6 separate regions of the Homo sapiens genome follow, and regions 1, 2, 3, 5 and 6 are each linked to region 4. A link is a loop called in an ENCODE intact Hi-C map of the cell type or tissue named here. Cell type or tissue: Caco-2. All regions are shown on one strand.

Region 1 (5,000 bases), 330 kb after region 4:
TTTTCAAGTCATTTATGCAACTTGAATAATTAAAATATTCATTGGTAAGAGCTGCCTGATGTCTTTAAAGTCAGGAAATTGTCTTATGCCAAAAGTAGACAAACTCAAACACCAAAAGGTCAAGCTAAGTTTGAAATTTCACAACATCCCAAAATGTAATTATTCTAAAAAAATTTAAGTGTTTGCTAATCCCTCATGCTTATTATCACACGGTAGAAAAATAATAAATTCCTTTAACTTCACAGTATTTATTGTTCCTTTTTTACATTTGAAAAATCTTTGCCTATGTGTCTTTCTCTTGCTAAAGTTACCTCCAAATTATGTTGGGGAAAAGCCTGGACTATTAAGGACATTGGCAACAAAATCTTGTCATCTCTTTTTGTAAAAAATAAACATTAATAAATGCTTCCAGTTCTTTTCTAATTAAAAATAAAGCATAATGATGAAGATACATTTTGCTTCAATTATATCTAAATATTTCTAAGAGTTGTGATTATTATTCCCATTTTTTAGATGTAGAAATCAAAGTCCTGATAGAATAGACAGACTGGGAAACCACATCTTAACTAAATATGTTAAACTTTGCCTGAAATACTTTAGAAATACTTAATGAGAAGCATGCACAAAGGAGATAACGGATACATTTGGCCCTAGTGAAATACTCAAGATTAATCTGTTTACTTCTATGTAAGAGGATGAGATGAAGAAAATGTGAAAATAAGGAATGCTGAAAATGCTACCATGTTTATAGCATAAAGATGACAAAATTAGGAGCTGAAAGATCTACTTTCAAATTCAGACTCTTCTATTTTTTAGCTCTATGAGCTTGGGCAAGTCACTTGATCTCTGAGTCTCTATTCCCTCATCCCTTTAGTGGGAATAATGACACCTTATAGATTTGTGAGAATAAAGTAAGATGTTATTGAATGAGTATTTCATAAATTAAAAATTACTATATATAAATAAAATATTCACAATAGTATGGAAATATAGGGGTAGTCCCTACATATAATGAAATTAGAAACATTTAAATTTGACCCATGTTATTTATTTTGTTTCATACTACAGATTTAATTTTCCCTCATCCTTACTGTGACATAGAATCTTATGAAAACATAACATGTAACTTATTTAAATAAATTATTGCAAAAAACTATAAAAAATCTACTTATTTTCCCATCTTTGCATCATTTTTACAAAAAGAGCCCTTTCTTTGCTTTGTTTATTCTAAACTTAAAACATCTTTAATGTCTTGGAAAATTAATCAATTTAATTTAACATGGACATTTAATTTAAGATGGACAATGGCGTTTCAAATAAGACGTTCTTTCAGGAAAAAGAGGATCAGAGGGCTTGGGGCCCAGGATCTGGGTGGCTGGTGGGGGCGGAAAAAGAAAACAAATCATTCAGTTGGAAACAAGCTGATACCTGCCAGAACAATCCATGGAAGTCACCCATTGCTGTACATGTTGTGTTTATAGTATAATTAAAAATGGATTAAAGAGAACTAGAGCATAGCACCTCTGATTGCTGCTCGCCTTCACACTCAAGAACGAGAAAGCCATACTGTTAAATTTAGCCAGTGGCACTCAACTAAGCCCAAGCTGTCTAGCCTGGCCTGTGGGTTAGGAGTGCTTTAACAAAGGATGAACAGTTAGTTTTCCTCTCTGAGATGTTTCCAGTAAAATAGCAAAGAAAAAAAAAATTAAAAAGTTGATTTTTTTTTTTAAGCCAGAAATGCCATAACTAAGGAACATGAGACATTCTCTTCTCTCTCCTTCTCTTAATGTGATTCCTTGAGCTTTAGAATTGGTAATTCTGAATATATTGGGCCTTTTTATGTGCCTTATTGAGGTTTCAGATATGACATTTTCATTCTCTCAAAGAACATATGACTCTGTACAGGGGCCTTGCTAACCTGTAAATCCTGGGGAATTTAAAACCTTCTTTTTTGTTTTTTCAGTCTACGAGGTGCTAGTTACCTACCCTTTTCCCTGAATAAGGAAGCTGCTTCCTCTGTTCTTTGCCCTTTCCCTCTCCTCCTTTCAAAATGAGTTTCATTGTGTTTACCCAGAAATGGGGCTTTGTGGCAATTAAAAGATTCCAGAGTGGCAGAGGCTAACGTACCAGTAGAGCTGGATTCCAGCTTTCCATGGTAACACCCAGCTTCCCTTCTCTAACCACCTCCTTCTAGTCCACACAGACAATTCTAATCCTACCTCTGTGGTTGCTCTGAAAAGGCATCCAGTTTGGTTATCAGAAAAGATCTTTCTTAAACAAATATTTACCAGCGTCTGTTTTACTCTTTGGAGGAGTGAGTAGAGGAAGGGCTTGATTCTCTTAATCCTTTTGGATCACACATTGTGTAGATGATGATAGAATGTAGTCGAGTGTACTAGCACTGGAGCCCAACCTGCAAGGAGAATGACGCTTTATTGCCTCAATGATCACAAACCTTAAGTGGCTTGATTGGCTACTCATCTCCTGGGTGACTATTATTCCTATCGCCTTCCACTACAAGTCCCTTCCTCTGCATGGCAGAAATCCAGGAACATTCCATGAGGGTTACGATATTTTCCTTTTACAATAATGGGCCTTACCTTTCTCTTGGTTCCATGAACCCTTTAAATGTCAAAGTGATTCACATGGGAGGAACTGATCCTACACTCTTCATTGAAATGCTTAAGGATGTAAGATCTTTTCTCTCATGAAATGGTGTGATGCTTATCTTTTTGCTAATAATGCACTGCAGGTTTGTCACCCTAACATTATCAGTCTGCACGTAGCCAGGAAGTCTGTTGGATAAAAAGGCACAAGGAATGTACAGTATTTGGGGAAATATATTTTCTAGAGCCCTCACTTTTCCTATAGGCTTTAGGACCCCCTAACTACTGTGAAGATTATCCCAAGAAAGGATTGGTTCTCCATGTCCTTATGTTGTTGGATATTTCATTTTTATTAGCCACGTCTTAGTTTGAGGATGGTTCCCATCAGTAGTAACCCAAATTAATTTGTCTTTCATGTAATCTGACTGTATTTCCCACAAATGTTAATAGACGAAAGTTTATTCAAGTTGTTCATTTACCTCACGTTTATTCTGAATTAGATTTCAAGTTCTTTTACAAAAGAACAAGTCAGAAAAAGAAGAGTGAGATATTAAAATCTCAAGAAAGAACACACTAAGCATTTTAAAATTCATTCACAACAACATATTGAGAGCCTTTTCTGCTATAGTTGGACTCTAGCAGGGACCAATTCCTCCACTTAGGACCTAGATCCTATCCACTCCTGCCTACTCAGGGATATCACTGTGGTGGTTTTTTTCTCTCCTGTCTATGTCATCAATTGTTTCACCTCTTCTGAATCTTTCTCATCTGCATACAAATGCGCTGGTATACTCCCATCTTAGAAAGCCCTCTTTTGACCTGACTCACCCTGGCTACTTCTTCATTCCTCTCCTTCCCTTTTTAGACAAAGTCCCTGGAGGTGTTGAGTCCACTTACAGTCTCTAAGTTCTCTATTTTCTCTTGAACTTACTCCAATAAGGCCCCCAGTACTCCAGTGAAATGACTACTCTTGTCAAAGTCACGAATGAGCCTCACAACACCACATACAACGGTCAGTTCTCCATCCTCATGTTACTTAATCTATAGTAGCGTTTAACACTATCATATCTAAAATGTATCTAAGTTGACATTACAGTGCACTATTTCTAGGATCCACAGCTTCAACTTTCTCTTATTGGCTGATGACCTTCAAGTTTACTTCTCGAATCCAGATCTGATAATTGTCAGAGGCATGGATGAATGATGAATGAATTTCCTTTACTACACTTTATCTTAGGTGTTCTGACAATAATATTATTAAACGGAATGCTCATTTTAATACCTTCAGAAGTATTAACTTGTTACAACTTTACTGATGAGACTCTGAAATGTGGTCTTCTTTTTCCAAGGGAAGTTACTTTAGTAACAATCATAAAGCACTGCAGCTTTATCCTTATGTTTTTTTATTTATTATTATTATTATTATTATTATTTTTTTTTGAGAGCAAGTCTTGCTCTGTCACCCAGGCTGGAGTGCAGTGGTGTGATCTCGGCTCACCACAAGCTCCGCCTCCCGGGTTCACGCCATTCTCCTGCCTCAGCCTCCCGAGTAGCTAGGACTATAGGCCCCTGCCACCACGCCCGGCTAATTTTTTGTATTTTTAGTAGAGACGGGGTTTCACTGTGTTAGCCAGGATGGTCTCGATTTCCTGCCCTTGTGATCTGCCCGCCTCGGCCTCCCAAAGTGCTGGGATTACAGGCGTGAGCCACTGCACCCGGCCTATCCTTATGTTTTATAAACAGTGAAAGTTGTACATGTATAGATAGTCTGTCATGCCAATTCTGTGATTTTTTTCAATCTATGAGAAGAATTAACTTTGATGCTAATCCTCACCAATAATTAATTGGAATCTGATCTGTGGTCTCATAAAAACATCATGGATAAAATATTATTTTCATGCTCTTGTCTTCCAGCTTGGCCCCTGCCTCTACTGTGCATTCATACTGCTCTGGACTCAGCTCTGAGTCCCTATGATTGACCTGTATTCTCACAACCAGGAAGCACAATGCCCAGCAGGTTTCTAGCCTGTCTGATCCTGTCCCAAAGCTTGGTAACCAAGTCCTGTTTTACTGATTGTGGTCTACTTAATTCCATGCTTCCTGGTTCTTGACCTTGGCTACAAACTGGTTTATGAAATATTCCTAATAGAAGTGAACTTCCTGTAATAAGAGGACCCTTACAGTAAGATTTTAATTTCCTTACTAATGCAGGAATGAAACTGTTGATCAGAGTTGCAGTATTGATTCTTCCTGTGGCCATGGATACACATATGGGTAAGACATAGAGTTTCTTATGTATTTTATTATAATAACTCCCTCACCACCACCTTTACCATGTGGAACTTACACTAGCCTAGAATGATTTAGATTGGCTTGGATAATCCCAGCATTATA
Region 2 (5,000 bases), 380 kb after region 4:
CCTAATAAAATAGCAACAATGTTAAAGCTGACAAATATACTATAAAAAGAAAAATATAAAATATAGTTTGCAAATATAGATGCAAAAATTCTAAAGAAAATATTTACAAATAGAATCTAGAAATATATTGAAAACTAAGTAGATTTTATTTTAAGAATACAAGGATGGTTCAATATCTGGAAATCAATCAACATCATTTATTACATAATTTTGTTTAAAGGGAACCATATGACTAAACCATTAAATGCTAATAAGTATTTCAGACAATCAAATAGCCATTTCTAACAAAAATATAAGTGAAATAAGAAGGAAACTGCATAAATAAGATATTGGTTTCCCCAAATCCAATATCTAGTGATTATTCTGAGTTGTTAAACAAGAAAAGTATTTCAATTAAAATCAGATATTACACAGGGATACCTGTTATTACCACTGCAACATTGGGAGATTCGAGGGAATGCAATAAGTTAATAAAGTGAAGTAATTGATATAAAGGCTATTGGTGGAAAAATTGTGCATTTGAAAATTCAAATTATATGTAAAAGCTTCTTAGAAAAAATGTGGCATGGTATCTGCATAAGAAACAAATATAAAAAAAGTGTTTTCTTAGAAATAGAAATATGTAATTTCCTCATAATATGACTATTCCTTCACAACAGTAATTAGACCTATAAAAATCTTAAAAATAAACTTAAGATCAACCCCCCAAAATAGAGAAAACTAAAAAAAAAATTGACAAAGGACATAAAAGACAAATGATAACCTTGACTATATTCTAAGATGAGAAGAGTTAATATCTTTAAAATGTCAATCTCCACAAAAGTGATGCATAAATTTAATGCATTTTCATCCCATCAGAATAACATTAGCATTTGGTTTGTTCATTTTCAAATTGAATATAATGAGCTTAAGATTCCTATATAACAATACATTTGATGACAGCCAAGAAAGAGTGAAGAATGGTGGGAAAACATTTGACTTACATGAAAATAAAAATATTTTAAAGTAAATAAAATAAATAATGAATTAGCCCATGATATAAAATCAGGCCAGGAGAAGGGAGGACTCAAAATCCTCCAGAATACACAAACATTAAATAGATGACAATGCTGGTATTTTTCTTCAGTGAGGAAAGCCGGTTTATTTAATAAAGAGTGCAGACAAAACTGGCTTTACTCCTGAAGGAAAACAAAATTAAATTTCTTTGAATTTTTTTATCCAAATGATATAAGAAATAAATTTTAGATAGAACAGAGACCTAAATATAAAACATAAGACAACGAAAAATTGGGAGATTAAATGTACTATCTATAGGTAGAAGAAACCCTTTTAAATAATGTAAGAAATCTAGAAGCTATGAAGAAAAGTATGTATTTGGCTGTGGAAAACACATGGCTCATCCAAGGGCTATTCCCTTCTTTTGTAAGGAGAACTTTCTTGGGCAGGGTGTGGTGGCTTACATCTGTAATTCCAGCACTTTGGGAGGCCAAGGTGGGCAGATCATTTCAGGCCAGGAGTTTGAGACCAGCCTAGCCAACACGGTGAAACCCTGTCTCTACTAAAAATTCAAAAAAAAAATAGCCCGATGTGGTGGCACACGCCTGTAGTCCCAGCTACTAAGGAGACTGAGGCAGGAGAATCACTGGAACCTGGGAGGAGGAGGTTGCAGTGAGCCGAGATCATGCCACTGCACTTCAGCCTGGGTGAGAGAGTGTGACTCCGTCTCAAAAAAAAAAAAAAAAAAATAGCCGTATGTGAGGGCACACACACCTATGTAATCCCAGCTACTCTGGAGGCTGAGGCGCACAAGAATTTCTCGAACCCAGGAGGTAGAGGTTGCAGTGAGCTGAGATTGTACCACTATACTCTAGGCTGCATAGCAGAGAGAGACTCTGACTCAAAAATAAGATAAAATAAATAAAATAAAATAAAATAAAATAAAATAAATAAAATAAAATAAATAAAATAAAATAAAATAAAATAAAATATAAAATAAAATAAAATAAAATAAGAGAAAGAGAGAGCTTTCTCACTGCCCCAGTACCTCTGCTTTCTACCTTTGAACACAACCATGTGAAAACACCATGTTTGTATCTTAGAAGCTATCTTATGTCTAACAGTCAATATTTAGGCTTAGGATAAAAAGCTAAAACACTTAGATGAAAGAGCAAAAGGATGAATGGAAAGGGGATGAATCCATGATGTTCCCTCTAAGCCAAGGAACTATCTTAGAATTTCACATCCAAATATCTTGTTGGTAAGATTTTTTTAAAAAATTCTTTTTTGGAAACTGTTATTCAATTACTTGAGTAAACTTTTTTGTAGTTGATTTGGCTAATATAAGCACTTAAAATGTACAGCAAATAGCTTAAAGTCAGTTTTTGTTTTCAAAATGGCAGCACAGAATCAATCTGGCTTCACTACGCACCCCCACCCACAACAGAAAAACCAAAACCAAATAAACAGCACTGAGATTATCACCAGCATTATCCCAGAATTCAAATATAAAGATGAGACAGTTTCCAGGGCCACAAGTAAGTGAAAAAACGTTGAGCAAATGATAAGGGAATTGGACTTCCATACCTGTGATGCCCCTCCCATCAGTCAGCTTGGCACCAAGCACATGGGAAGTCTGCCTCTAACTCATGGTTTCTACACTAGAAAAAGTGAGGTCATGGCAGATGGCCAGTTTCCCCATCATCTTGGGTTCCCTGGCAGGATATCTGTCCCTGCTTCAACACAGCAAAGCTTTCCTAGTGCCTGAAAGGAAAAATATTCCTTAGGATAGGCAGAGACAAAATGTGGAGATGGGACTACCATCCTCAGCCAGGGAAACTCTGCTCTGTAGCTCAGCCAAAGGAGACGCCAAAGCAGAGTGGTTGTTCAGCAGCATCACCCTGTAGGAAGTACTTTACACAGGTCCTCTGCGCATGAACCAGTCTTCCCACACAGCCAGGATACTATCTGTTTGGGACCCACCCGATTCAGGTCAGGCAGCGTTCTGTTTGCTAGAGCACAGGCAAAGCTGGCTTTCAGGCGCCATCTAGTGCCAAAAAAGAGGCAGCAACCTAGTGGGGAAAAAAGAAAAGGAATTCATCAGGTAAATTACAAAGACTCTAACAAAATGTGTCCAATTATAAAACAAAACAAGCCAGACAGAAAAGACTGGAATCAGTAACTAATCATTCAATGCAAATACATAAATGTACACCCACAAGAAACAACAGCAAACAAGGAGGAACTATGACCTCTCCAAATAGATAAAACAAGGAACCAGTGAATGACCCTAATGAGCACTATATGAGCTCTCTGAGCAAGAATTCAACATAAAGTAAAAGTCAAGTGATAGATTTGGGAAAATTGAGCCATAATAGAAAAAGAATTCTTAAAAAGTAATAAAAGTGGAAAATATATAAATAACTAGGTGGAAATATGAGCAAAATATATGACTAGAGTTTTTACAAAAGGGCAAGTGCCAGTGACCTGTTAACATATGAAAAGGTTCCTAGACTTCCAAGTAAACAGGGAAATTAAAATTAAAATGACAATTATATGATTTTATACACAGCCAACTGGAACATTTAAAAATGTATTAGCCATTTTTCATAGAGATTTGCAGAAAAGTATTCTTCTATGCATTGATAGTGAAAGTGTTGCTATAACCTCTTTGAAATAACAATCTGGGAAAATCTATGAAAATTTAAAATTCCCTTTGATCTAGTAATATAACCCATAGGAAACTCACCCATAAATATGAAAGGGTAGATGTAGAAGAATGTTTAAAACAGCATTATTCAAAATAGTAAAGTTCTCAAACCAAAACTTCACACCTTGGAATATCATGCAGCCACCAAGAGAAATGAATTAGAACGGTTACAGTTTACTCAGAGTTTTCCATGATCAGAGACAAAAACAAGGTGTCAAGTCACATTACATTATAATAGGTTTGAATTTTCTTTTAAACAACACCACAAACAAGTAAATGCCCTGTATTTTCAACTCCAGTATTTAAGATTGTTCTTTACAGGCACCCCAGGGCCTGTTCCATCACTCTTAATATATAACTAAATGATTAGAGCATTAATGATATAAAACATCCACCTGAATTATTAACTACTTATCTTGGTTTTGCCAGAGCAGATGCAGATTAGAGGATACGGCAGTGTACAGGTTGACAGAAGGATAAGAGGACAGTGGAGTGAAGAATAAAGAAAATGACTACCTTTTAAAATAATACAATATAGTTCTATTTATATATAATATTATATGTGTGCATATGAGGATATGTTATTTTGTGTTCACATATTATTTATTAGAAAAAACAGAGTTTAGTTAATTCCTACATATTTTTGGGTGGCCATAATATATTGTTAACTGAATAAAAGGACACCCAGGGTAAGAGAATATGATGCCATTTTGATGTTTTATTTAAAGGAAACCAAAGCCTTCTGTGTGTATATGTGGCTGTATATGCACAGGTGTATATGGGTGAGTGCGTGTATAGGGTGTGTATGTGTGTGTAGGAGAGGAAATTAAGTGAGAAAAGATAAAAATAATTTTATAAACCCTCTTTATATTGTTTATCTTGTTACCACAGTTAGATATTGGTTTTATAATTTGGAAAACGTCAAATGAATAAATTAGAATAAAAACTTTATTTATTATTTACTTTTACTATACTTTAAGTTCTAGGGTACATGTGTAAAATGTGTAGGTTTGTTATATATGTATACATGTGCCATGTTGGTGTGCTGCACCCATTAACTCATCATTTACATTAGCTATATCTCCTAATGCTATCCCTCCCTACTCTCCCCACCCCACGACAGGCCCCGGTGTGTGATGTTACCCTTCCTGTGTCCAAGTGTTCTCATTGTTCAATTCCCACCTATGAGTGAGAACATGCGGTGTTTGGTTTTCTGTCCTTGTGATAGTTTGCTGAGAATGATGGTTTCCAGCTTCATCCATGTCCCTACATAGGACACAAACTCATCCTTTTT
Region 3 (5,000 bases), 460 kb after region 4:
GTGGTTACTCTGACTGGGGTTCAAGTCCTGGCACTTATTAGCTTTGTAATTCTGGGCCGGATTCTTAACAAGTGTTTTCTTCAGGTTTCCCACCTGTAAGTTAAGAATAATAATAATGAGACACTTCTTGATGTGTATTGAAAATTGCACAACATGAAGTCTGTGCCCGAAACTTTTCATTAATGGCTGAGACAAAGATATCTGTTACTGGACTTCTTACATCATAATATTACCGTAATGTGTTTACTTTTGGAAATACACTATGATTCTCAACTTTTAAAAAACTTCCAAAGTTCACTATTTAGTGCTTTTTGTTCATTTTTAAAATTTTTGTTTGCTAGACAACTATTTTCTTAAGACCCACAGGGTGCCAGATGCTTTAGTCAAAGATGAAGACCCCATACTACTTAAAGGAATTGACAAACTAAGGGTGGCACCAGGTCATAGAAATTCATAATTACGATACAATATGGAACTAGATTGAATAAAATGTGGTGGCAACACAGACATTCAGCTACTGTCCTCCTTTCCCACCATTCATTTGACAAATATGTGTACCAAGTCACTGTTATGTGCCAGAGACTTCTGGGCACAGGGGATAGACCAGGGAAGAAAATAAACTCCTGGCCTCCCTGAGCTAAAATTCCAGTGGGATAATAGAGAGTATATTTATGAGCAAATAAATAAAGAAAACTGAGGTCCAGTGAGTGCTATGAAAAAAATTAAGCAGCATTAAAAACCAGAGAGTGACTGGAGTTGGAGTTTTAGAAAGGGCGGTCAGCAAAGGCCTTTGTGAGGGGTAAAATGTGAGCAGGGACCTGAAGGAAGTGGGGTGAGGAAGCAAGCCTTGTAGACGTCAGAGGAATAGACTTCCTGACAGCTAATAGTAGGTAGAAATGCCTCAGGCTATTGTCAAAAGATGGCAGTGAGGCCAATATGGTCTCAGTGGAGCACGTCAAGGGAAGAGTGCTTTGAAATAAATTAAGAGAAGTAGAGAGGTCAATCATAGCAGGGTTACAGGAGGTTTTAGAGAAGGGGAGCAGCAAAATCCAAGTTGCATTTTGGCTGATGTGTGAACAGTCTCTGTTGGTAGTAGAATGGAAGCTAAAGGCAGAGAGCCTTTGTTTTTCCCTGGCTTTGAACTTGCTGTTGAAGCTATTTCACATGAACCTAGGAGATGGTGGTTGGCTTTTTCTTAAATCTATTTCCTGGCCATCCCCCTGGCTATGGAGTTTTCCCATGCCATATACTTTGGCATATTGCACCTCAGATGTAATTCATTTGTGCTTTTCTTGTCACTTTGGTGTAATAACAGGCCCTTCTGCAGACTTTACTTTCAATCAGAACCTTCCTTTTTCTTTCCCTCACCTTCAAAGCTATTTTTATTATTGTCTAAGACTTGGACTCTCCTGCCACTATTGCCATTTAACTATGTCAAATGATGAGACATGTGACATCACAGGTGTAAGCTCCATCTAAGCTATTATACATAGAAATTACTGTCCTTTGATTTCAAAGTTTAATTTACTGAAAATATTGAATAGGAAAACACACTACTTTAAAATATTGTCAATATTTTTGGCTAATTTTATATATTCTTCAGTGATTTTCTTCCCCTAGTCTGTTATGTTTATTTCATTCAACAAATATTATTAAGCACTTGGGGCCCTGTGCTAGTTGCTGGACATGGTTTTGTCACTGAGATCAGTGGATAGTCATTTTAAGGAAAAAATTTGTAACAATATATGTTTCCTGAGTTTTTGGTTAATTTTTGTTACTGACTTGTATATATAAACGTATATATATATATGTGCCTGTATGTGTGTATATACAATATTTTATATATATACATATATGTGTGTGTCTCATGTAATAGTATTTACTATTTATTTAGCTATCTCTTTGTGCCAAGCATTTTCCTGACATGACTTAAGCCCCTCAGTAACCATGCAATATGTATTATTAGTATTTTAAAGATTAGGAAATTGTGGAGCTAACTTGCCCAAGATCAAGAAGACAAAAAGGATGAAGAACCAGAATTCAAGTCCGAGTCAATGTGACTCTAATGCTCACACTGATTCCCCAAAAGAGTGTTATTGTAGCAAAATGAAGAATGTGTTCAATGGCAAAGAAATGTACTTCTAAGAAAAGCAAAACTGGGCTTAGAAGTCTTTGCCCTCAAAATCACTTTTCTGTAAGTCGAGATTCCCAGTAAAGAGAGAGATATTTCATTTTCAGTGAACACATATGGATATTTACATCATTGACTTCATCTTTTGAGCCTTGTACAATACTCATCTGCATTTTCCTCTTTTTGTTAGTCTGTTGCTTCCCTATAAATAAAAGATTGCAAAAAGCTCTTAAATCACATTCAATGAAACACTAAATCCTTAGGCTTTTACAAGCTTTTGTAAAACTGTAGTGATCTTGGTGAAAAATGTCCTGGCTGGTTATCTAGTGAACAGATGAGCTCACCCCTGGTATGCAAAGCTGCCGAATTAGCTGGTTAAACAGGCTGCTGAGATAATTACATTGTCTGTTTTGTGACACATTACACCGGTGCACTTGGGATTAACCTGTTCTCTTGTGTCTACTTCTGATCAGTTTTTTAGACAGTCTTTTATCTGATGAAGGAGCACAGACATCAAAAGAGAAAGGGGCGTGGGTGAAAAGAAAGGGCTCACATGAAGCTGAAGAGTTAAATTTTCTATTTAAATTACTGAACATATATCCCTTATTTCCATAACTTTAGTTGCTCTCTAGAGACCTCTGCTGGAAGTGATAGGTATAGATGAACATTCTATTTTCCCTCCCAATTCATTGTTTTCATTTTTACTGTGGCTATTGTATCATAAACTCAGTAACTAATTTAAGAATGAAATTCCAACATTCATGTCATATACATAACACATTATCTACAAAGATGTACTTGAGACAGAAAACTTGTGAGTTTTAAAAGTTTTGCAGGGCTTTCTAATGCTGGAAATCAACTATGATACTTAATCAGCACATATTTATATATTTGTTAGGCACCTACTATAGGCTTAGTAATTATAACTTTCTGTTCATTTATTATTTCCATATTTTGTTAATGCTACCAAGGTTCAAGTGGAATTGTTTAATTTGCAATTAAATGTTGCACATATAAAAACACAAAACAAACCATCCCTAAAGATTTTTATGAGCCTTTAGTTCCATATCATTATCCTGAAGGGGAAAAATTATTTAGACCTTCTGATTATGTGGGAATGTAGTGCATGTAAGATTTCATCATCAGTGATAATTTAGATAAAGAACAATTAAGAGAATAAATAGAAAACCTACTCATTAACAGCCTGTGGCAACTCAAATTGAATTTAACCAACTATTGAGCCTCTGGCTACAGGGAGATGCAATTTAAAGCAGGTATAATAGATTTTAGCAACTAAAATTTGTTCGTCACACTGTACCAACTAAGATATTAGTTAAATGGGGCAAGAAATTTCCTTTCATGTTAATGAACAGCAGATTTAACTCCTGCGGTCCTTTATATTTTCCCTCGAAATAGCTGTGCTTGACTTGATAGGCCAGCATTCAAATGAGGTTCTTGCAAAAAAGTATACAAGCTTTTGGGATGAGATTTAAGTCAGTCGAATCTGCATCCTTTAGGTACTTCTGATTTGTTTAAGCAATCTTTAAAAATATTGATATATTTCTTCCCTGGAGAAGGGTCCACAATATAATGTCATATGCAAAGGCTCTGAAAACTTCAACTGTAAATCTCTGTAGAAATGTTAGAGCACATGTTGACATGGGAACATCTCTAAAAATAATGTGTTTTCTTTTGGCATACTGCTGGCCCACAGTAAGTGCTTTGTAAAACTATCATTTGTACTCATTCCTACTGGATTAGTAGAAAACAGGCATCTATGCTGTAAGTTCGCTAATAATTGTGCATAAACAATTATGCACACAATATAAACAATTATGCACAAATATAAAGAATTTTTTAAAAATATTCTTATCAAGACAGATAAAGTCTATGTTCATCATTTTTACCGGAGTCAGTTCTACTGAGATTAGATCTGTCTAGCTTTATTATTATTGCTTAATGCAGACAAAAGAGAAAATAAATCATCATAATTGTGTTTTTATTATCTTGGCTAATATACAGAAATCTTAAAATGTGTGTGTGTTTATTACTTGAGTTTCAGTGCCCCTTACACATAATTTTACCAAATTTTGTGATGAAACAAAAAGTGACTGAGATAACTTTATAAGATAAATGTATTTTCTAGTCAATTCAGGAAAAGGTGATTTTTTTTTCTTTTAAACTTTCAAAAATACTTTTGGCTGCACAGCTGTGTATTATAGTATCACCTAATAGTACTCTGGTATTGGACCTGCTGAATATCAGATACCGAGACTAAAGGACATTAAAATAATAGTTTTATATTTTCTAAACTTTTGGTTTGGATTTAATCAGTTTTTATGTTTATTCACAATGATTAGTGTACTCTTAGCATATATGCCTAATTTCTATTAATCCAGTGGGAATGAGTACAAATGATAGTTTGATGAAGCACTTACTATGGACCAGAAATATGCTAAAAGCTTTTCGTATTTAACCTCATTTAATCCTTCTAATGATCCATTGAGGTGGTGATTATTAAATACATTTTACAGATGAGGATATGTGTTTTAAAGAAATTAAATAACTTGCTGATGTTAGCATGGTCCAGGAGTTGCAGATCCTATCTTCAAAACCAGATTTTACTCTAAAGCCCAACGTGAGTACTATGTAAAGAGTACTTCTGAAAATGCATGCATTAATGCACTTCTTCCAGACTGGTGCCTCTTTTGGTAGTTGCATAGGCTTTGTATGTATTACTTAGAGAAGAGACTGGTGTTTAGCGTGGTAGAACCAGGATTAGAGCTCTAGTTTTCTTTCCCTGAAGCCCATGATCTTTCCTTCCACTTTAGTGGTGACAGTGGTGCTGATATCACAGATTCAAATTCCT
Region 4 (5,000 bases):
GTATAAAACTGAAAATGTTGTTGCAACAAGGCAAACAGGTCAGATGGGGGGAAAAGTGATGAAGTGTTGCATCACTTCAATAGTATATTTTCTTGACCAAATATAGTTGTCATGAAAATTAGCAGATTCAGAGAAAAAATATAGCTTAGACAACTGCTTGCTAATATCAGTTCTAAAAGCATGGTAAAAGTTTATTTCCCATAGGTCATTCAATGACATGTGCTTCTAAGTTAAGTGCCAGTATCTGTAACCAATATCTGTTCTAGGAGCTCTCATTTAAACAAGTGAAAATACATCAAAAGAACTGAAACAAATCAGCAGTCACCATTCAGGATTTATTTGTATTAATCTACTTAACTCAAAACACTTTTTTTCTTGATCTCTACTGTTTACTGCACCTATATCTTAAAAAACCATAAGCCATATACAACAAATACAATAGATAGGAATGTGTATAGCTGGCCAATATTAAAACATCAGGATTGCTTCACATCTGATACCTCTTATTGCAGCAAACCCTGCATCTTCAGTCACTTGCCAGTCATTTCTGATTGATTATTTTTAAAGTATGTATCTGATTTTTTAATCGTTTGTATATTTTTAACAATAGATTCTTAGAAATATAAACTTGTCTGTGTCTAAAAATATGGGTTCCTGGGTCTACAGAGTTAGAATATCCAAGCATGGATGAGAATTTGCATTAACAAACTAACCAAGTCATTCTGTTCTTATCTTTCACAGAGGTCACTGTAGAACAACTGTTGTTTTCATTTAGCCCCTCTGCCTAAAATGTTAGGAAAGCAAAACACTGGTGAACAGTGTTTGAGAAAAATGTAGACTAAATTTAAATACCTGTAAGCAGAGTATACCAACCTCTCATCTCAATTCCCACACCAACTTAGCAACTGCAGAGGTTACTTACATGCCTGGCTGCAGAGGCACTGGAATTTGCTACTGTTGACCTCAGTTATTAGGGGAAAATTATCATTACCTGTTGTAGAAAGATGCTAAGCATATAAGGCAGACAAGGTACTGTGCTGACTTATATTATTTAATTAAAGTAAGCTTTCTTTTCTTTATGTTCTGGAGATCTCCATAAGTTGGAAAGGCCACTGGTCAATGTTGTTTAAGAACAAGGATCATCTTTCAATTAAAATGTTTTCAATTATAGATAGACTGAGCTACATTGGCACAATGGTTTTAAGATAAAAGTAACACAGTTTTAAACACTAATCCATGAGATCTGAAAATAAATAAAATCACTCTTAAATGTTAGGCACTATTTTAGTATGTCAAACTTAAGTATGTTTATTGAGTTTTGAATATTCAATAAACTTTTTTTAATATCTACTATTTTTAGAGATTCAATAACCAAATAGTGTGGCAAAACAAATTCAAATGAAAAATGCATGCTATTTTTAATTTCTCTTGGGTTGTTGGGAGCGTATATAAATATATAATATATGTGTGTGTACATGTGTGTATAAATATATGTTTCACTTTTAAATGACTATTGATTTTCACCTAACAAATATTTCTCCAATTATATATTTTTTACGATGTCTTGATGCATATCTGTATATTCTATGCAATATGTATAAATAGGAGCCTTACAAAAATAACGATATTTTAAAGTATAAGTGTCCAAAAAGAATAGCCTGTGAGTACTAAGCAATGCTCTCTCAAAGGAGAGTTTTTTGTCTGTTTGTTTGTTTGTTTTTTGAAACGTAGCTTTGCTCTTGTTGCCCAGGCTGGAGTGCAGTGGTGCGATCTCAGCTCACTGCAACCTCCACCTCCCAGGTTCAAGAGATTCTCCTGCCTCAGCCTCCTGAGTAGCTGGGATTACAGGCATGAGCCACCATGCCTGGCTAATTTTTGTATTTTTAGTAGAGACGGGGTTTCACTATGTTGGTCAGGCTGGTCTCGAACTTCTGACCTAGCAAACCACCCACCTCAGCCTCCCAAAGTGCTGGGGTGACAGGCGTGAGCCACCGCACCCAGCCTCAAAGGAGAGTTTTACCTTTGAACATTCACTTATTTTGCAGGCTTAGTATTTTTTTTAAGTTAAAGTTAAAGTTAACCGAATGTTATTACATAAAGTCATATAAAAATAGAGCCAACAACTAACTAATAGTATTTGTCTTTTTTATTCTATTTTAAAATATGTAATTATTCTTAAATCAAAACTAAAATCCTGGCAACTAATATTGTTCTGTTATAAAAATAAGCCTTCATACTTGTTCCTGATTTCAAAATATGTAGAGTAAGAAATCCACCTCGGTTTTGTACCTATGTGAGAACTTGGTGTTTACATCTGTTTCTTTCATTTATTGACAACACGCATACTAGGAACAAACTGCTTCTCTTCTTTATGTGGATAGTTCATTCTAATCTGTGTAATAAATATGACCATTTTGTCTCATTTCATAATATTCTGAAACAATCTCCATTTTTCTAGTGTGAGTTATTTCTGGCTGTCCTTGTGTCAATAAGGCACATGATGGCTTGGTTTTAGAAAAACTAAACTTTCCAGTTTGGTAACTATAGAAAAGTTTAAAATGGAGTTATCTCAGGAGAAGGAATTACTTGTGTATTTTTGCAGCTTATGAACCTTAAGTGTGAATGAATTTGATATTCTGCCTTTAATATTATGGCACTTAGTCTTGAATTCTTAACATGGCTTTGGCAACACCCCAAGTCCCAGTGCAAAGGGTATTACACGTTTATCTGTTCCGATTTTAGGTTGAGCAACAAGACTGCTTTTGTTCAAAGAATAACTAACAGATGAGTAATAAAGTCACTTACCCAAAACCAGATTCCATTGTCAATAAGAGGAGATTTGGATTGTACAGTTTCATCTGACAACTATGTTGGAATTCAACTTTTTAGCAGAAGTCAGAAAGCAACTGTTCTTTCAACCAAACTGTTTTTTTCTCAAGAATACACCAGCAATCTCTGAAGCATTTTCATTTGACCACTTTTTTTAGAAGGGGCTCGTAAGCTTGTGTTATACTAAAGCTTAGCTCCTCAAGCAAACTGGTGTTTTCCCTTTTTGTTATCAGTAGAGGACTTTCATTGTTGCTTTTTTTCTTCAGTAGAGTTTTTGAAATCTGCAGGGGCTTTTCTGTTTTTCTTTTGTTTTGCTCTTTTTTGCTTTTTTTTAAAGAAAGTTTTTAAATGTTCATTTAGTAATGGAGTCAAAGTGGAACCAGGAAGGCAATTCTTAAAAAAAAAAAAATTGTCCAAAACTAAAATTCCTGACCTTAATGGAAAATAAAAAATTTTACCATTAAATCATGAGACAAATGCAGTTAGGATATATCAGCTATCAAAGTGCAGAAATCAAGTCTCCATGAGAAATAAACCTTTGCTGCTGGGTATGTAATAATAAATTTATTTATATTATATATTTATTTCTCATGAAAATGCCTACTGCTTAGATAGGGGTACATTGATACTAATTTCTGTGTAGCACTCTTGGTGGGTTCCTCCCAATTCGGCAGACTTAGCACTTCTCCTCAATATAGGAATAAATTTTAAGATAAAATAGATTAAAATATTTTCAATTTTTCTTCTCTCATGGAGACATCTACAATGCTGCCCATGTAGGGCAGCTGGTTAGGAATACATGTTTACTAGACTTATATTTGTACAATTCTCAACTTCAGTTGTTACAGTAAATTAACAATTGCCCCAGCCAAAAAACTATTTTCTCTGTTATGATTTTTCTGTACTTTTTAAACAGATTTCTCTGCCTAATTTTATACACATTTTCTGTTGCCTTCCCAGTCATTTTTTCTTTTTTTCCCAGAAACAATTCTTTCTAATAAATTTTGACTTTCACATAATTATGCTGATTTGGGGTGTCATGTTTCTACAAGGTACCTTTCTCGTGAACTCCAGCATCCACGACAGCCTGCTGTCTTCTCTCCATGGTATTCTGAACAAGTCACCAACCTTGGTCTCTGATAAACAAAACTGAGGCTTAAACTGCCTTTTATTTCACTTTTATTTCACTTTTATTTCACAAAAGGCTCTTTTTAGCCTAATTCCTTATAGTCCATATTCTAATATTATTTCTCAATTTTAAACCTTTTCCTATAATCCAGAGTCAAAGTATTATTTCCAGTTTCTAACTATAAAGTAACTCTAATTGCTTTTTTGCATATGCAGTAATTAGGAAGTGTTTAGAACATGGTGTTTTAGCACATATGATGAAAATTTAAAAACAATCTTGACTTAAATCTAGAATGTTTTTCAAGACAAGTATAACAGAATAGTCACTAATAAATTTATGATGAGGGTCAGAAATGGTAGATCAATGTATGAGTAAGAACATATGCCTTTCCTTTTTTCCTATAACCACGGCACAGTTAATCTAATAGTTTTTCAGTATTCTTTGAACCCTCAGTTAATGACTATAGCTAAAGACAGCACATTAGGTCATCCAATTATCTGATTTATTTTTATATGTTCATGTTTATATTTTCAGATTCTTTCACTATGATGGCAGAAAATCAAGACTTGGAGGAGACTGTTATATAAAGTTTCTCTAACATTCATTACATTTATCTAAGGACTCTATCAGATACTTTCAGTGTGGTCTCTCCTAAGTTCATTGAAATTCAAAATAATTAATTGAAGTAAAGCCCTGCATTTGTGCATGCGTTCTGAGCAATTAAGTGGAGTGAAACACATGTATTGCTAATCTTGCATGCTGTGATTAAGATAGAAATGAAGACGTCCATCAAACGAGATTACTTCTTCATCAACAAGGCTCAGAAATGTTTCTACAGCTGTTTAGATCGTTTTAATTGTATCAGAGCCTCTCACATCATGGTTTAAGTGAGGCACTATTTCCCCCCATTAAAAAAGAGAATATGAAGATATGAGAGTATACTAATCCGCATGTGAAAGAAATCACAATGCATTTAAAGGTTTCTTTACCAATAAAATTAGATTAGCTAAAGAAACAAAAGGCATTTGTGTGTTTATGATCT
Region 5 (5,000 bases), 51 kb after region 4:
AATGGCGTGAACCCGGGAAGCGGAGCTTGCAGTGAGCCGAGATTGTGCCACTGCAGTCCGCAGTCTGACCTGGGCGACAGAGCGAGACTCCGTCTCAAAAAAAAAAAAAAACAAAGACAGGATCTGGCTCTGCTGCCCAGGCTCTAGTCTAGTGGGTGATTATAACTCATTGCAGCCTAGAACTCCTGGGCTCAAGGGATCCTTCCTCCTCAGCCTCTCAAGTACCTAGGACTACAGACGGCACCATCCCCCTGGCAAATTAAAAAAAAAAATTTTTGTAGACACAGGGTCTTGCTATGTTACCCAGACTAGTCTTGAACTCCTGGCCTCAAGTGATCCTCCTACCTTGGCCTCCCAAAGTGCTGGCTTTTCTGGTTTACAGGTGTGAGCCACCGTGCCCAGCCTTAAATTTCAAAATATAATTAAGTGGGAGGCAGGGTTCTCTTATATTTTTGCAAACACTAGCCATTTGTTCCAAAACATTTTTTTGGAAAACCCATTCAGTACATTGATTTGAAATATCACCTCTAAATTCCCAGGGACTTACAGCTATGTTTGCTTCTTTACTTTTTAATCTCTTCCATTGATCTGCCTGTTTACTCCGATGCTGTTACTCAAACACTATCACAGTTTCAATTGTCACACCTTAAAAATATGGCTTAAGGCCAGGCGCGGTGGCTCACGCCTGTAATCCCAGCACTTTGGGAGGCCGAGGCGGGCGGATCACGAGGTCAGGAGATGGAGAACATCTTGGCTAACGCGGTGAAACCCCGTCTCTACTAAAAATACAAAAAATTAGCCGGGCGTGGTGGTGGGCGCCTGTAGTCCCAGCTACTCGGGAGGCTGAGGCAGGAGAATGGCGTGAACCCGGGAGGCGGAGCTTGCAGTGAGCCAAGATCGCGCCACTGCACTCTAGCCTGGGCGACAGAGCGAGACTCTGCCTCAAAAAAAAAAAAAAAAAAAAAAAAAAGGTTTACTACACCACAGGCAAATTCCTACTTGTTTCTCTTTTTTTCTCAGAATGTTTCTGGATATTCCTACATTTAGTCTTCCAAATAAATGAGAGTTATGTTGTCATGTCAAATACAAAATGGATCTCTGTGTTATACTTACAAATAGTTTGCAGAAAATTTACATCTTTACAGTATCTGTCTTTCCAAAAAGACATGTCATGACTCTCCATTCATTCTATTAGTTTAGGCCCTTCATTTCGTTGGTTGGTTTGTGTTTTTTCCTTCATACAGGTTGTGTATATTTTTTGTTAAATTTATTCTTAGCATCCTTTGTATCGGGCCTGGACTTTGCAGAGGAAGATAAGATGCCCTGCTGTGTTGGTTTAAGCCTGAAACTCATCCCTCCTTCTAAGGCTTGGCTTATTTCTAAAAACACCATTCTCGAACTTTGATAGGCTTCCAATCAATTTTGTTCTTGCGAACTCCATGGTTTAAAATACAGAACCAGAAATCTTGAAATGAGAGGCTTCTCCCCGCATCGCTACATCCACCTTGTCACTGATTCTCAATAGCTGCAAACGTGACCCGAGAAAGCTTTAGTCGCTTAGCAACAAATGGGACTAGCTCCTCCCCTCCCCATTCTTCTAGAAAGAAAGGCTTAAGCCTCAAGGCCCTGAAGGGAAATATCAGTCAGAACTCACAGTAAAGGATCTTTCTTCCTTAATCTGCCTTTGCTTATTTCCAAAAGCCAGCGCTGCATTCCAAGCTTTGGTCACAGGATGGACTTAAAAAGGGATGTCTCCTCACGTGTGGGAGGGAGCTTGCATTGGTAACTGCCTCAGAGAGGCTCGAGTGCCAAGAATTCTCAGCTCCCCATCCTGCAGGATAACCTTATTCACTGTCAGGATCCCAACCTTATCCTTAGAAACATAGCTTAGTAGAAGACTCTACTGCTGTCATTGAGGGCTCTGAGGGCCGAAATCAGGGGCAGAGACGGCTTCCTCTGCACAGATACCTAACACCTTTGCAGATCCGGGTCTGTTTCCCACCAGGCAGCCCAGGGCAAGCTTGAGTTCCTGTGTTCCTTTTCCCGCTGTACTTCATTTAAGGCTACAAAGAGTTACTGATTCACACTTCCGTTCAGCTCATTTATTTAATTACCCAAATTAAAAAAAAATTTGATCCTCACCAGAGCCTTTTTCTGCCGGGACATAAAGCACAGCGTGACTGTCCTTGGTCAGGTGTCTGTCCTTGATCCAATCAGCTGTAGCCAGAGGTGGGGTAGAGTCAGAGGAAAAAGAATGTGGCCTTTATTCCTGTCTTTGGATACTATTACAAGGAGAGAATGTGACTAGGCAATAGTGATTAGCGTTTCTAGCATAATGTCCTTTGCTATTACCTTTTGAGTTGCATTATTTCAGCTCTCTTTTACATATCATATGGACGACTTTTGATGTCATTGGAGTTTTTGTCTATTAAATAAGTTGTTTAATCTCACTTTTATGTAGATTTAGTAATAGCGATATTTAATTTAATAACAAAGTAAATGTATTAAATGACTTAATTTAATAAAAGCAATCAGCATTTACAGAACTCTTGGTATGTGCCAGGTATTGCCATAATCCCTTGTTATATAAATAACATATTATCTTTTAATTCTTACATGCATGTTATTATCCCCATTTTATAGATGAGAAAACTGAGGCACAAACAGGTCAAGAAACTTGCTCGGTAGCACATACCAAGTAAGTAAACAGTGCACTAGGACTGGAACCTGGGCTAACTGCTTGCAGAGTGCAAGCTTTCCCCGCTCACCTTAGTTTCAGTCTTCTGTTATTTATGCTGTTTCTTCAACTTTTAATGTTTTGCCTCCTGTGGTCTCCTTGATACTGTTCCTGTCCACTTCAGACCTCCCCTCTTCAGATTAGGGTTCTCCCTTCCTTCATCTGAGGGAACTTGGTAACTACGAAAATGTCAGATCAGAGAAGCAAAGTGAGGAGGGGCAGAGTGCTCACTTTACATTCCAGAGATGCCAGCATGGCCTAGGAATGTTGTTGAACTCTGGTGGGAAAGAGGCTCAAGGCCCCGTCATTCCTCAGAGCCTGCCTGCAGCGCCAACCTTTGTCTCTCTAATATTAGGATTTCCCAGAATTTCCTCACTTTCCTATAAGTCTGTGCTACCCTGGAAAAAAAAAATGGTATATGGGTTCTAAATGCTGCCATATTTGGAAGAACTTCTTTAAGATTTGTGGTCTGTGTTTGGTATCATTCCCGACATCAGTATTACTCCCCTGTGCACCCTGCATCCCACTGCACTGTACCTGTCATTGATTTACTTCCAATCAAAGAAGTACATTTTTGTTCGGGGGTGGAATATGTGCCCTCATGCTGCCATCTTTCTGGAATTGTTAACTTCCTTTTGATTCATCCTACATTCCAACAACATGAGGAAAATTTTTCAGCTATCCACTATAGCCATTGAAACTAGGCCTAAATATTTTAAGAATAAACAACCAGCAAAAATTTATTGTTTCTGTACATAGGCTGCACTTAACTGGGGTGCATAAAAAGTAAATTTAAAGGAAACTAAAAATAATGATAATAATAAGCAGTAATGTTAATATTTTATGTAAGAAAATCATTTAGCATATGTCTCTAGTGTAAGTGAATAGCTATCTACCAGGAATCTAAATGTCATTATAAATGCTATTTATTTATAAAAGAAATCTTATTGAAACCAGGAAAAACATTAAAAGAACATTACCCTGCTACCTGGTACAAAGTTCATCAGTTTCTCGTTTGTAGTTTGTATTCTGGGATGTAGCAATGAATTAGATTCTGGATGTCTGACAAAATTTCACAGACTCGAGTAAAGTCAATGGAAGTTTTTCATGAGTCAGATCATGTTCCTTAAGTTATTTAAACCCGAAGTATGGATTTGGACTAATAGATGGATGAGAAATCAATTAAGGTCAAGCAGTTTATAATTAATGTCTAGGCCAATGAACATTGCAGAAAGCTCATTCCAAAAATTATGCCAAAGTAAGACAAAATAATTTTTCAAATAACTGAGAGAATGCTCATTGAGTCTTACATTTTATTGGGAAAGGTAAACAAAATGGAGCAGTAATGTCTCCTTTTAAAAGTAATTTAAAGTTCCCATGCTGGGATTATTACACATTGTACGCCTGTACCAAAATATCTCATGTACCCCGTAAATATAATATACCTACTATGTACCCACAAAAATTAAAAATGAAAGTAATTTAAAGATTAGCTGAAAAATCTTTATATTCCATGAGAATCATCTGTCACATCTTTCTTGAAATCTTACCAATAAAAGTAAAAATGTGTGTGTTTGTCTTTCATTAATATTCCACAAACTAGTATAAGAAAAAATTTCTGAAGTATTTTTTCTGCTACAGAAAAAAGTCTAAATATAATACCTACTAAAACTCATGAAATACAAAATCCTTTCTCACTGCCAGAGTCCTATAAGGGGGATGCAATATGATCAGAATTATTTCTGGTTTTGCAAACATCAATTATGAAAACCATTAGGATTGTGTTTTTACCAGTAACTGCTTACCACATATCTGGGAATTTGGTATACTTTTCACAAATGAGGGAGCTAATGCAGTTTTATGTTATAACTTACCTCAAAATAGTACCATACCTCTCAAGGCACATCCTAGGTCTTGGAGATACTGAGTGCCCCACAGGAAATTGTATCTATGCTCTGAGGGAAAAAGAAAAATATCACAAGACATGTAAACTCATGCAAAGGAAGGGGGTAGAGCAGAGAGAACAAAGAGAACAGAGAAAGGGATAAAAATTTTAAAAGAGGAAATTATGACTGCTATTTCACTACAAAGTAATGATTCTGGTTTTAATGTGAAAATTTTTATTGCTTTTTAGTTATACTACATACATCTTCTAGAAAAGAAAAAAAATCGTTTAAAAAATTATGGCATATGGTTGAAAGCTAACCTTATGCCCTCAGTGAGGGGGCAATTAATTCAGTCAGTGTTTAGCATCCAGTTGTAA
Region 6 (5,000 bases), 63 kb after region 4:
CAGATTTTTCACTCACACTTACTATTCCATTTTTTTCCTTTGATGTTTAGATATCACAATATACCACTTTTTAGCCCTTTTGCATTTCTACTTTTCTCTCTGTCTCCACCCCCCGGGAAAGATTGGCTCTTCCTCGTTATTTTCAGAATTTCATAATCTGCCTCATGTTTTTCTCCTGTTATTTAAAATTTGGTTGCTATCCTCAACAATGTCAAATCATTGGTTGAATCTTCACATGATATAAATAATTTAAAATTCTTGGCTTTCCTTAAATCCACCAGGCTATGTGTCTTCTCCATAACGTCTCTCCAGCAATCTGACCAACTCCTTGCAAATGGTATCCTCACAAGGTTCAGATTCACTAAGATTTAAGCCTTAATCTCTTTCCTCTTTGACCATAAACTTGCCTACTGCCTGTCTCTCTTCCACTGTACTGTTCTCCCTCTCCATACAGAGCTTCCATCATTTCATCCTTTCCACATAAAACTTAAATATTCAGTTGACACTTCTTGCTACAACTTCCTAAGTCTGGAAACTACTCCTCAATGCTTCAATCTCAAAGAAACTAGGTTTCCACAGTGCAGCCCCCTACCTTAAAATCCCTTCTGTTTTTCTTTTTCCCATCTCAATTTCTTGACCCCATCTTATATACAAAACCTGTTTCATGGGGAGTACTGCTTAATTTAAGGCTTTGCTCATCCAAAGTCTACAGTGATTTTCCATTACCTAAAATGATACTAGGTTTGTTGAGCAATCACTCAGTGAGTGCCACACTATGCATATTATTGATAATGCACAAGTCTGACACACAAGTATGAGGAAACCACAGCTTTGGGAGAGGTTTAAAAGTTTGCCTAGTGTTCCATATCTAGTGAATGCGGCTGCTGAAAATCAGCCCCAGGTCCTGTCCTTTGTTCCACAGAGGGAAAGCTTTGGCTGACCCTTCCAGGCTTTCTGTAATCTGTTTTGAATTTTTAATTTCTCCCTCATTACTCCTCAGTATGAATTATACATTCAAGTTAAACTGGTTTACTTGCAACCCCATGGACAAATCAGTGATTATTTTCACCTTGTATTCTTTGTTCACCCTCTTTCCGATAGAAAAAGTAGGTGTAGAAACAGTTTACTCTTACTTCTGTATTTACTCAAATCCTTCTGAATTTCTAAGGATTCACTCAGCTTTCACCTCCAGAAGACTTTCTGCACACAGTGGTTCCTCTCTCTTCTGAATTCTCACAGCACTTGTCTGTATAACTCACTTGGAACTTTATCATGTAGGTTTTATATTCAAGTTGTCATATGCATATATGGGCTCTTATTGTTAAGAATATATGATCCCTGAGAACAGAGTCTGTGTCTTATGTCTTTGTGTCTTCCATACAGTGCTAAGTATATGAGAAGGTCATAGCACAGAATGTTGAATAAAGTAAACTTAAAAAAAAAACAAACTTGGGTCTAAGGTGTTTTGCTTCTTGGCCTGTGTATGTATTTTCCCTGCAGAAACACAAGTTTAAAAATAGGGTGCTTGTGATGATTAATTTTATGGGTTAACTTGACTGGGCTAAAGGATGCCCAGATAGCTGGTAAAACTTTATTTTTGTGTGTGTCTGTGAGGGTATTTCCAGAAGAGATTAGCATTTTTGTAAGTAGACCAAGTAAAGAAGACCACCCTCACCAGCCTGTTGAGGGCCTAAATAGAACAATAAGGCAGAGGAAGGGTAAATTCTCTCTCTCTCTTTTTGAGCTGGGACATCCATCTTCTTCTGCCCTGGGATATTGGAACTTCTGGTCCCTAGGCCTTTGGACTCTAGGACTTACACCAGCCTTTCCTCCTATCCCCAGTTCTCAGTCCTTCAGACTCAGACTAAATTATAGTCATCCCTTGGTATCTGCAGAGGATTGGTTCCAGGACTCATAGAAAGTACCAAAATCCACAGATGCTCAAGTCTCTTACATAAAATGGAGTAGTATTTGCATATAACCTGTGCACATCCTTTTGAATATTTTAAATCACTTATAGATTACTTATAATACCTAATAAAATGTAAATGTTATGTAAATAGTTGCTATACTGTATTTTTTAAATTTGTATTTTTTAAAATACTTTTCTTTTCTGAATATTTTCTATCCATGGTGGATTGCATCCATGGAACCCACAGATACAGTGGGCTGACTACACCACCAGCTTTCCTGGTTCTCCAGCTTGCAAACAGTAGATGGAGGGACTTCTTGGCCTCCATAATCAAGTGAGCCAATTCCCATAATAAATCAATATATCGATGTCCTATTGATTCTGTTTCTCTGGAGAACCCTGACTAGTAAATTCAGTGCTAGAGCATAAATTTCTTCTTCCTAAGCCTTCTCTGTTTTCTTGGCAACTCAGTGGCCACTTCTCACTCTTTATGCAGAGTAAAAATTACCAAATTTCTTCAGAGTCAATTAGTTAACAAATATTTGTTGAGCACCAATGTAGTTTCTTTGTGGAGTTTTAGGACTTCTGCTTCCAAGGGCATGGAGTTTAAGTGTTAAAGGGGCAGTCACACTCCCTCATTTTGAGTTTGTTCATTCTCCTCTTTGGGTTATTGGGCAACAAGCTTCTAAGTTACTATAGACTCATCCAAAGACTGGTGACCTTCTTAGACTTTAAAATGTTGTTCTACTTGCTCATCAAGATGTACCTCCTTTTTTGTCCTGGAGTTGACAAGGAACTTCAGTGGATTCTGGGTTCATTTTTATTAAACAGTAAATAGAAATTGTCAGTCACTTGGGTATATTGATGACAAGCTATATCTTAAGTGAAGGTAAATGCTCATCAGCCCCTAAAATATTTGCCCAGAGGGCAGCTTTAAATTCTCCTGTATTTACTTAAGAAGACCGGAGGTCATGGCTCTGAATTCTTATTCTAACTAAGCAGGGTGTTTTTATTACCCTAAATCCCTGGAATATGGCAGTGTTATCTCCCTACACAAATCTTGGGATTATTGCCCTGAAGTAACATTAAATGCATGTGGTTTCAAAAAATGAAAAGCAAACCAATCCCAACAACCAAACAAGTAAAAAAAAAAAAAAACTTTGAAGGTGGTTTTGGAACTGAGAGTGAATTGTAGAGTTCAGTTGTACAGTTTTTGCAACTTTTTTCCTGTAAATCTAAAACTAATCTAAAAGTAAAAGTTTATTTAAAAAAATAGATTCTAACAACAAAAAAAGGATAGAAGACAGCGTAAATGTCATTAGTCTCCCATTTTAGTCTTTCAAGTTTCAAATTTCAAATTCAAGTTTCAAATTCTTTTCTTACTATGACGACATTGGAGTAGGAACAGAAAATTCTATCCATTGTATCAATTGAATTGTAAGATATTTCTACTTTTTCTTTTTAAGACCTCTTGCTTGATTTGCTGAGAGTCAATCAGATAAAAAATAAAAGCCATTCCAACCTTCATGAGAGATAAAGACTTAAGTGAATTGACATAATATATTGTCCTTCATATATAATCATAAGGCTGACACACTGTCAATAGCAGTCAGTTTCGAATTAAGCAGTGATGACATGTTGCTGCTGAGCTATTCACAAAGAGCTAGAGGACATATTCAGTGGAAGATGGGCCTGGAGCTTGGTTGGAAGTGGTACTGGGACTAAGTCAGATTCCAGGACACCTGGATGAAAGTCAAAATAGTGCCTGAGGCAAATTTTGCCCACAGCATGAAATTCTTCCCACCTTTGGCCAGGATTATTACCAGGAACTGGGCTAGAACAAAACTTGCCAATAGTGGTCCAATAGTGCACATTTCAGCCCAACAGCCTCAAAAGTGGTATACCCTAAGAGGTCTGCAGAAAAATCCCTCAGGTTAAAGAAAGAAAACATTAGAACTTGTACTTCTATTTATTTTTATCTAAAAAGAAATACATTACACTTTATTGATATTTACTATATGAGTTGACCCTGGTATCCTCACTAGATCTGCTCGTTAGCCAATCTTCAGTAGAAGGGAACATGGTTTTCACAAGCCTTGTTTCTATTAGAAGGGACTTTACTAGGCAAAGTCTTGGTCTTTCTACCCCTCCAACCCGATACTGTCAGTCCTCTCCTTGGACTACTGGAATTCTGTCCTCTCCCTGGGGGACACCTGCCTCTCTATAGCAACACCTAAATGGATTGGGTAAATTTGCTATATCTGGGGTCTTTGTAGCAGGCCCATCTGGTACTTATATTAAGCTACATTCTTTAATCTAGATTTCATAATACTAAACATGAGAATTTGCCTTCATATGTTACATGTTGCTTCATTTCTCAGTTTGTTTAGAAAAGAGGCCCCATTAGAGACCCTAACAGTCTTTTCTCACATGTGATTATATGAGGTTTTTTGAGGGAAATGGAGGAGTTCCATAACTGGAGGGCTTGACAAGGGTAACTTCATTCATTTATTTACTTTCAGTCTCTTACAGTTCACCCATGTGTGACTGATTTTATGTGTGTCAGATATCTTTCATTGGCCCCTCTAGATTTATTTTTCACTCCTTCTTCTTAGCCCTGAGAAAGGGCTCTCTTGATTGTCAGCTTCTGGTTGGTGACATTTTCTGTCATAGCCAGTGGCTATACTGCCTAATAGATACCTGCAAAAATATAAATAAGCAATTCCTTAATGGTAGAGGTAATATTTTAACAATAAGTGAAACAGTAATTACTTTCAAAAAGAATATACATTTTGAAAAGGGATTTTGGGGATGGTGTCTACTAGAACATTCTTTTACAGCTGAAGCAATGTAAGTAAATCTGCCATCTTTAAAAACACTTTTCATATTCTGATAGCTAAAAAATTTAAATACAAAATTTTCTGACATGCCAAAAATATTACAGTATGTTTGAAGTACATTTGTCAAAAACAAACTAGCCAATCCTTTGATTACTTTGTAAGAACTACTAACATTAAGATGGAAATTGAAATTTATAAGTAAAATTTCAAAATCATCTTTGTATAAATTGGTGAGTAGGACTGAAAAC

The links. A loop is a pair of places that touch in the nucleus more often than their neighbours do. Peaks named below come from ENCODE experiments on the same cell type or tissue, not always from the same donor. Only the 100,000 strongest peaks of a DNase experiment are listed, where the experiment ranks them.
Region 1: a loop joins it to region 4, with 5 times the contacts of the local background. A loop is called at or near these places in 4 of 110 quality-filtered maps.
Region 2: a loop joins it to region 4, with 8 times the contacts of the local background. A loop is called at or near these places in 8 of 110 quality-filtered maps.
Region 3: a loop joins it to region 4, with 8 times the contacts of the local background. A loop is called at or near these places in 12 of 110 quality-filtered maps.
Region 5: a loop joins it to region 4, with 8 times the contacts of the local background. A loop is called at or near these places in 7 of 110 quality-filtered maps.
Region 6: a loop joins it to region 4, with 10 times the contacts of the local background. A loop is called at or near these places in 9 of 110 quality-filtered maps.

What each region holds. Positions count from the first base shown.
Region 1 is chr2:212,903,261-212,908,260 of GRCh38, reverse strand. No RefSeq gene overlaps it. Among named protein-coding and RNA genes, the nearest start is that of MIR4776-1, 20 kb to the left of the region's middle. In Caco-2, no CTCF peak of the experiment used is centred here; a DNase peak (open chromatin) is centred at 2,130.
Region 2 is chr2:212,861,374-212,866,373 of GRCh38, reverse strand. No RefSeq gene overlaps it. Among named protein-coding and RNA genes, the nearest start is that of MIR4776-1, 62 kb to the left of the region's middle. RefSeq lists an enhancer at 2,895-3,189. In Caco-2, a CTCF peak has its summit at 3,054 (motif pointing left); a DNase peak (open chromatin) is centred at 3,003.
Region 3 is chr2:212,774,886-212,779,885 of GRCh38, reverse strand. No RefSeq gene overlaps it. Among named protein-coding and RNA genes, the nearest start is that of LINC01878, 18 kb to the left of the region's middle. In Caco-2, a CTCF peak has its summit at 2,740 (motif pointing left); a DNase peak (open chromatin) is centred at 2,575; H3K27me3 peaks cover 125 bases.
Region 4 is chr2:213,236,889-213,241,888 of GRCh38, reverse strand. No RefSeq gene overlaps it. Among named protein-coding and RNA genes, the nearest start is that of SPAG16-DT, 45 kb to the left of the region's middle. In Caco-2, no CTCF peak of the experiment used is centred here; a DNase peak (open chromatin) is centred at 2,698.
Region 5 is chr2:213,186,359-213,191,358 of GRCh38, reverse strand. LOC107985981 (a long non-coding RNA gene) reads right to left here and starts at 2,920. Exons shown (of 5, transcript XR_007088069.1): 1 at 2,769-2,920; 2 at 2,143-2,217. RefSeq lists enhancers at 323-1,183, 2,046-2,906, 2,907-3,769. In Caco-2, no CTCF peak of the experiment used is centred here; DNase peaks (open chromatin) are centred at 1,668 and 2,988; H3K4me3 peaks cover 540 bases.
Region 6 is chr2:213,173,678-213,178,677 of GRCh38, reverse strand. It overlaps LOC105373864 (a long non-coding RNA gene), which reads right to left. Exons shown (of 3, transcript XR_923851.3): 3 at 4,408-4,612. Among named protein-coding and RNA genes, the nearest start is that of LINC01953, 8.5 kb to the right of the region's middle. In Caco-2, no CTCF peak of the experiment used is centred here; a DNase peak (open chromatin) is centred at 2,837.